Regions from separate parts of the Homo sapiens genome. Here region 1 is linked to region 2. A link is an interaction called in ENCODE POLR2A ChIA-PET data of the cell type or tissue named here. Cell type or tissue: PC-9. All regions are shown on one strand. Each heading gives the region's core, and the rest is flanking DNA. Links, peaks and the distances in the headings are about the cores only.

The links. Peaks named below come from ENCODE experiments on the same cell type or tissue, not always from the same donor. Only the 100,000 strongest peaks of a DNase experiment are listed, where the experiment ranks them.
Region 1: POLR2A ChIA-PET joins it to region 2 with 7 read pairs; 3 of 35 experiments call an interaction of 5 or more read pairs at or near these places.

What each region holds. Positions count from the first base shown.
Region 1 is chr1:155,353,814-155,356,313 of GRCh38, forward strand. It overlaps ASH1L (ASH1 like histone lysine methyltransferase), which reads right to left. Exons shown (of 28, transcript NM_018489.3): 16 at 660-817. Among named protein-coding and RNA genes, the nearest start is that of MIR555, 8.6 kb to the left of the region's middle. In PC-9, for the core only: no CTCF peak of the experiment used is centred there; no DNase peak of the experiment used is centred there.
Region 2 is chr1:155,567,569-155,573,674 of GRCh38, forward strand. It overlaps a transcript of MSTO1 not described here and the pseudogene LOC101929703. Among named protein-coding and RNA genes, the nearest start is that of ASH1L, 7.8 kb to the left of the region's middle. In PC-9, for the core only: no CTCF peak of the experiment used is centred there; no DNase peak of the experiment used is centred there; H3K27ac peaks cover 437 bases.

The DNA.
Region 1 (2,500 bases), core at 1-2,500, 210 kb before region 2:
CTGATAATTACCCGTCCCCCACCCCAATTTCCCCAGTGGATTTGGTATCACTATTTACTCTGTCTGCAAGTTATTTTCAAGGTAGGAAGTAACAAAGAGGGCCCACTATCTATCTGATACCTAATGACTATTTCAGACTACAGGTCATGTTTGAAAGGCTGTAGGAGGTTTCTTTCTATTCCCTAAAGAGAGGAAAGCTGAAGAACTGGGATGGATAGGTTATTACTGACTGATGTGTACATATTTGGATCATAACTTTTTTGGTCAATACTAAAAGGAGTTGTTAAATAGATTATCTGCTGGAAAGCAACTAAAATAAATTAATAGAAATTCGGCTGAGTGTGGTGGCTTACGCCTGTAATCCCAACACTTTGGGAGGCCAAGGCAGGCGAATCACCTTGATTCCAAGGCAGGAGGTCAGGAGTTCGAGACCAGCCTGGCCAACATGGCAAAACCCCCTCTCTACTAAAAATACAAAAATTAGCCGGGCATGGTGGCGGGCGCCTGTAATCCCAGCTACTCAGGAGGCTGAGGCAGGATAATTGCTTGAACCCAGGAGGCAGAGGTTGCAGTGAGCCTAGATCATGCCATTGCACTCCAGTCTGGGCAACAAGAGTGAAACTCTGTCTCAAAAAAAAGAAATGTTTCAAATGCCTTACCAGACTTGATATTCCCATCATCTCGGCAGATCCCATTCCAACGGGTATATAATGATGCTGAGTGAATATTATCACTGGTGTGCTTTACTTCCTCCTGTTTTTGACGAATCTTCTCCCAGTTTCGGACCAAGAATACATGATGCTTTAACACAAAGTTCCTGCAAGGAAGGAAAAAAAATCTTCCTTTATTCATTAATTAAATAAGCATGTATTACATGTCTACTCTATGGAAGCCATTGTTAGACGATATACGTGAATTGAGCTGTTGTAAAGAGAATTATATGGGCAAAGCATTACTCAATTTTGTATCTTCAATTTTTTTACATTACATAAAACACATAATATTTACATACATCTGGCAAACAACAATTAAAGGCTGCAAAAATGCTGGCAAGTGAAACAGCCTGACCAGAAGGCAGAGATTTATTTGTACAAATTCTAAATATAGTTGTCAAGATGAAGTAGGGTCTCAGGATCAGCTATAACAAGGAGAACTGGACTGGCAAATGAAGGCAAAGACACGTAAGATGGATACGCACTGGGCAAACTATGTTAGGTGCAGTGCTGCCATATGGTTCCCTAAACTTACTACTTTTTTTTTGAGTCGACGTCTCCCTCTGTTGCCTAGGCTGGAGTACAGTGGCATGATCTCAGCTCACTGCAACCTCTGCTTCCCGGGTTCAAGCGATTCTCTCAGCCTCCTGAATAGCTGGGGTTATAGGTGCCTGCCACCACGCCCAGCTAATTTTTGTATTTTTAGTAGAGACGGGGTTTCCCCATGTTGGCCAGGCTGGTCTTGAACTCCTGACATCAGGTGATCCACCCGCCTTGGCCTCCCAAAGTGCTGGGATTACAGTGGTGGCGTGAGCCACCGTGCCTGGCCCTGGTTCCCTAAACTTAAATGAATTATGTGTATCTTGACTGATCCTATACAATTTTGATGATTCCATTATTCAATTTCCACAACAGGACATATGTAAATAGATGTGATCTTGGATAAATCTCAAGGTATGGGTCTCACTTCTCACTTAAATGAAGATTAGACTAATTTTCTAGTTCCTGCACATTGGAATCCCCTGGGAGACTTTAAAAACTACTGATACCTGGGTTCTACCTCTGCAAATTCTCATTTAAGTGGTCTAGGGTGTGGCCTGGGCCTTGGGAGTTTTTCAAAGTTCCCCATGCTAATAGGCAGCCAAAGTAGAGAACCACTGGACTGGTTTTTCCGAAATTTAAAATTTCTACAACTCAAAGGGAAATAGAATGAAAGGGGCTAAAATTACACAATGGTTATAAATAAAGATAAACTTTCAACAAATAGGACATACTCACTTGTTTGCTTCTGAAAGAGACAATTCTTATCTGAATACAGGGAACAGCAGAAATTACCACTAAAGATCCTTTCTATTGCTCTGTTAATATGTCAACAAAGCAGGTATTCTGTTTTTTTTTTTTTTTGCTTTTTGTTTTTTTTTGTTTTTTGAGACGGAGTTTTGCTCTTGCTGCCCAGGCTAGAGTGCAATGGCGTGATCTTGGTTCACTGCAACCTCCACCTCCTGGGTTCAAGCAATTCTCCTGCCTCAGCCTCCTGAGTAGCTGAGATGACAGGCATGCACCACCATGCCTGGCTAATTTTGTATTTTTAGTAGAGACAGGGTTTCTCCATGTTGGCCAGGCTGGCCTCAAACTCCCGACCTCAGGTGATCCGCCTGCCTTGGCCTCCCAAAGTGGTAGGATTACAGGTGTGAGCCACTGCGCCCTGCCAAAGCAGGTATTCTTAATTTTTTCTCTACTGCGGACTCCTTTGACAGTCTGATGAAGCCTATGGAACCATTCTCTGA
Region 2 (6,106 bases), core at 357-2,856:
GGATTACAGGCGTGAGCCACCGCGCCCGGCCTAATTTTTGTATTTTTAATAGAGACAGCGTTTCGCCATGTTGGCCAGGCTGGTCTTGAACTCCTGGCCTTAGGTGATCCACCCGTCTTGGCCTCCCAAGTTCCTGGGATTTAGGCATGAGCCACTGTGCCTCGCCAAGAGCCATTAAAAATATTGGCTGGGCGTGGTGGCTCATGCCTGTAACCCCACACTTTGGGAGGCCAAGGCAGGTGGATCACCTGATGCCAGAAGTTCGAGACCAGCCTGGCCAACATGATGAAACCCCGTCTCAACTAAAAATACAAAAAAATCAGCTGGGCATGGTGGTGGGCGCGTGTAATCCCACCTACTTTGGGAGGCTGAGGCAGGAGCATCACTTGAACCCAGCAGGTAGAGGTTGCAGTGAGCGGAGATTGCACCATTACACTCCTGCCTGGGCAACAAGAGCGAAACCCTGTCTGAACAAAAAAAAAAATTATTTATTTTATTTTATTTTATTTTATTTTATTTTATTTTTTTTGAGACGGAGTCTCACTCTATTGCCCAGGCTGGAGTGCAGTGTCACGATCTGGGCTCACTGCAACCTCCGCCTCTTGGGTTCAAGCGGTTCTCCTGCCTCATCCTCCCAAGTAGCTGGGATTACAGGTGCCCGCCACTGTGCCCAGCTAATTTTCGTAGTTTTAGTAGAGATGGGGTTTTACCATCTTGGCCAGGCTGGTCTTGAACTCCTGACCTTGTGATCCACCCACTTCAGCTTCCCAGAGTGCTGAGATTACAGGCATGAGCCACCGCGCCCAGCCAAAAAAAATTTTTATTTAAGACGGAAGAAATTTGAGATTTTTGTTTGGGTACAGGTTGAGTTTTTTTTGTTTGTTTTTTGAGATGCGGTCTCACTCTGTTGCCCAGGCTGGAGTGCAGTGGTGTGATCTCAGCTCACTGCAACTTCCGCCTCCCGGATTCAAGTGATTCTCCTGCTTCAGCCTCCTGAGTAGCTGGGATTACAGATGCTCGCCACCACACCTGACTAATTTTTTGTGTTTTTAGTAGAGACAGGATTTCACTATGTTGGCCAGGCTGGTCTCAAACTCCTGACCTTGTGATCCACCCGCCTCAGTCTCCCAAAGTGCTGGGATTACAGGCATGATCCACTGCACCCAGCCAGTTTTTTTGTTTTGTTTTGTTTTGTTTACGAAAATGTTTGGGAACAAAAATGTTTTGAATTTGAGATTTGAGCTACTGCCCCCGGCCTTTTTTTCTTTTTCTTTTTCTTTTTCTTTTTCTTTTTTTTTTTTGAGAAGGAGTCTCACTGTGTTGCCCAGGCTAGAATGCAGTGGTGCAGTCTTGGCTCACTGCAACCTGCATCTCCCGGGTTCAAGTGATTCTCCTCCTGCCTCAGCCTCCTGAGTAGCTGAGATTCCAGGCACCCACCACCATACCCAGCTAAGTTTTGTATTTTAGTAGAGCCGGGGTTTCAGCATGTTGGTCAGGCTGGTCTTGAACTCCTGACCTCAAATGTTCCACCTGCCTCGGCCTCCCAAGGGTTTTTTATTTTTATTTATTTATTTATTTATATTTTGAAACAGAGTCTTGCACTGTCACCCAGGCTGGAGTGCAGTAGCGCGATCTCAGCTCACTGCAAGTTCCACCTCCCGGGTTGAAGCCATTCTCCTGCCTCAGCCTCCTGAGTAGCTGGGACTACAGGCGCCCGCCACCACGCCCAGCTAATTTTTTGTATTTTTAGTGGAGACAGGGTTTCACCATGTTAGCCAGGGTGGTCTCGATCTCCTGACCTCATGATCCGCCCATCTCGGCCTCCCAAAGTGCTGGGATTACAGGCGTGAGCCACTGCGCCCGGTCTTTTTTTTTTTTTTTTTTTTTGAGACAGATTCTCGCACTGTCACCCAGGCTGGAGTGCAATGGCGCAATCTCAGCTCACTGCAACCTCCCCCTCCCGGGTTCAAGCAATTCTACTGCCGCAGCCTCCCGAGTAGCTGGGATTACAGGTGCCCGCCACCACGCCTGACTAATTTTTTGTATTTTTAGTACAGACAGGATTTCACTATGTTGGCCAGGCTGTTCTCAAACTCCTGGCCTTGTGATCTACCCTCCTCAATCTCCCAAAGTGCTGAGATTACAAGCATGATCCACTGCACCCGGCCAGTTGTTTTTTTTGGTTTTTTTGTTTTTTTAGGTTTTTTTTACGAAAATGTTTGGGAACAGAAATGTTGTGGATTTGAGATTTTGTTGGATTTTGGAATATTTGTATTATACCTACTGTTTGAACATCCCAAGTTTGAAAATCTGAAACCTTAAGTGTTAACATGAGCACCTTAATAAAGTTTGGACAGTATTTCTTTTATAAACAATATTATTGATATTGCTAACTATTAACATTAGAAATGAAAGTCGAGAAAGATAATTACCTGGAACGTTAGTACCCAGAAATACCCAATTGTGTTGGTATTTGTTTTAAGTTTTCATTTTTATGCATCTCCACCTCAGAACCATAATCTAAATTTACAGTTGAATTCATTTCAATACCTCAGTGGTGTACCATTGAGTCCTAAAATTCTAGAATGTTAATCCCAGTCATGTGTGTACACTAACATGCCTTTTTTGAAGTCTTTTGAAACCTATCAGATACAGTGTGGAGTCCATTTTGCTGAAGAGTATCTAGAATATCTGCTACCCTAAGAAGCAGTCATAGTCCCTTCCATAGTAGTTTAAGTTTTAAATTGTCCACTGTTCTGAGTAACGTGATGAAATTTTGCACCACCCTGTCCTGGATATGAATCAACATAACCACGCTGTACGTGCTCCCATTGGTCAGTCATTGACATCATCGGCTTTTGACATCCATCTGTGGACATCAGCATGACTCAGTGATTCAGGATCACCCTAAGATGATCCCCCTTCTTAGGTATAGTCAGAAGGTTGATATTAGCTACATCAGAATTCCTAAGTCATTCACTTTATCTTATCTTATAAGCGTTTTATCATCTCACTTCAACACAAGAAGGGTGAGCACGGTACTATGAGATATTTTGAGAATGAGCGAGACCATGTTCACATAACTTTTGTATGGTATATTGTTCCGTTTTCTTATTGGTTATTGCTGTTCATTTGTTACTGTGCCAGATTTATAAATTAAACTTGATTATAGGTATATACCTATAGGAAAAAACTGTGTGTGTGTGTTTGTGTGTGTGTTTATTTATTTAGTGATCAGTACTCTGTATGGTTTCAGGCATCCCCTGGGAATCCTGCAGTGGGATCTCCCGAGGATAAGGGTGGACTACTGTATTTCCTTCCTTCTTGCTTTCTTCATTGCAGAAGAGCTAATGCAGCTTTAAAAGCTGGGGAGCTTTAAAAAGTGTATATTGTATCATCACTTGCACTGTTATCAGAATTGTAAACCACATGCATTATTTCTAGCAAAAACACCTATAGCTACAAGACTGAGGTTGGCCGGACACAATGCTCACATGTATAATCCCAGCACTTTATGGGAGGCCAAAGTGGGAGAATTGCTTCAGGCCAGGAGCTGAAGACCAGCCTGGCAACATAGCCCCATCTCTATAAAAAAGTAAAAATTAGCCAGTCATGGTGGTACATGCCTATAGTCCAAGCTTGTCGAACCTGTGGCCCATGGGCTGCATACAACCCAGGACGGCTTTGAATAGGGCCCAACACAAATTGATAAACTTTCTTAAAACATTAAGAGCCTTTTTTTTCTGTGATTTCATTGTTGTTGTTGCTATTTTAGCTCATCAGCTGTTGTTAGTGTTGGTGTGTTTTATGTGTGGCTCAAGACAATTCTTTCGACGTGGCCCAGGAAAGCCAAGATTGGACACCCCTGCTGTAGTCCAAGCTCCTCAGGAGGCTGAAGGGAGAGGATCACTTGAGCCCAGGAGTTCAAGACTGCAGTGAGCGATGATACCACTGCACTCAAGCCTTGGAGACTGCAGGAGACCCTATCTCAAACAAAAACCTTAGAGCTTGGAGAAGTTAGCACTGTTGAAGTTTGTGATAATCAGTAAATTTCAGAACTCTTTTACTTTTATAGCTCTAACATTGCTCTAGGAATCCAAACCTGGGGAGATAGATATTATTAAGATGAGAAAATACAGCATAAGGAATTCTGCTTTTTCTCTCTGAAATTATGAAAACAATGAAATTACTCTTTGTGGCTTGGCATGGTGGCTTACGCCTGTAATCCCAGCACTTTGGGAGGCCGAGGAGGGCAGATCACTTGAGGTCAGGAGGTCAGCCTGGCCAACATGGTGAAACCTCATCTCTACTAAAAATACAAAAATTAGTCGGATGTGGTGGCAGACACCTATAATCCCAGCTTCTTGGGAGGCTGAGGCAGGAGAATCATTTGAACCCAGGAGGCGGAGGTTGCAGTGAGCCAAGATTGCGCCACTGCACTGCAGCCTGGGCGACAGAGTGAGACTCTTGTCTCAAAAAAAAAAAAAAAAAGAAATTAGTCTTTGTGAGCCAAACTTTTCCTATGGGACTTGGGATTTAGGACAATCTCAACCTCAACACTGTTGACATTTGGGGATGGATCATTCTTTGTTGTGGGGGACTCCCTGTGCATTGTAGACTTTAGCAACATACCTGGCCTCTACTCACTCGATGCCAATAGCATCCTCCCTTCCCTCCCTCAGCTGTGACAACCAAAATGCCTCCAAACATTCATTGTCAAATGTTGGGGGAGGGGACAAAATCCCCCTGGTAGAGAACTACTAATTTAGAGAAAGAATTACTGATCATGAGGAATCAGTCTGGGTTTAGTACAAAAGAAAGTCATGACAGACAAATATATCCTTCTTGTTAGAATTCCTGGAATGGCCGGGTGCGGTGGCTCACGCCTGTAATCCCAGCACTTTGAGAGGACAGGCTGGTGGATCACGAAGTCAGGAGTTCAAGACCATCCTGGCCAAGATGGTGAAACCCCGTCTCTACTAAAAATACAAAACTTAACCAGCCATGGTTTCGGGCACCTGTAATCCCAAGCTACTCGGGAGGCTGAGGCAGAGAATTGCTTGAACCCGGGAGATGGAGAATTTTTTTTTCTTTTTTTTGAGATGGAGTTTCGCTCTTGTTGCCCAGGCTGGAGTGCAATGGCATGATCTCGGTTTGCTGCAACCTCCGCCTCCTGGGTTCAAGCGATTCTCCCACCTCAGCCTCCCAAGTAACTGGGTTTGCAGGCATGCGCCACCACGTCTGGCTAATTTTGTATTTTTAGTAGAGATGGGGTTTCTCCATGTTGGTCAGGCTGGTCTCGAACTCCCGACCTCAGGCGATCCACCCGCCCTGGCCTCCCAAAGTGCTCAGATGACAGGTGTGAGCCACTGCGCCAGTCAAAAAAAAGAATTCTTAGAATGGTAGATCAAATTCCATTATTGGTATGTCCTCATTAAAGTTAGGCATTTGATAATCTCGCACAGTGGCTTTTTGGAGAAATGTATACTGAATGTTTAATTGGTTGAATAACCATACCCAAAGGCTACATGTTAGCAAAATGGGTTGAAGTTCCCTTAACCATGGACATACAGGCAGTGGTTATCACTCTTGGCTGCACATTGGAATAAGCTGGGGAGCTTTAAAAATATTGATGCCTGGGTCACTATCAGAGGCTGATTTAATTGATCTGAGGCACACTCTGGGTATCAGAATTTTTAAACTATACCCAAGTGGGCCAGACAGTGGCTCACATCTATAATCCCAGCACTTTGAGAGGCCAAGGCAGGTGGATCGCTTGAGCCCAAGAGTTTGAGAGCAACCTGGGCAACATAATGAGATCCTTTCTCTACAAAAAAGATAGAAAAATTAGCTGGGAATGGTGGCACACGCCTGTAATGCCAGCAGTTGAGAGGCCAAGGTAGACAGATCGCTTGAGCTCAGGAGTTTGAAACTAGCCTGGACCACATGGCGAAACCCTGTCCCTACGGAAAAAAAAAATACGAACTGACCAGGCGCAGTGGCTCACGCCTGTAATCCCAGCACTTTGGGATGGTGAAACTGGCTGATCACCTAAGGTCAGGAGTTTGAGACCAGCCTGGCCAACATGGTGAAACCCTGACTCTAC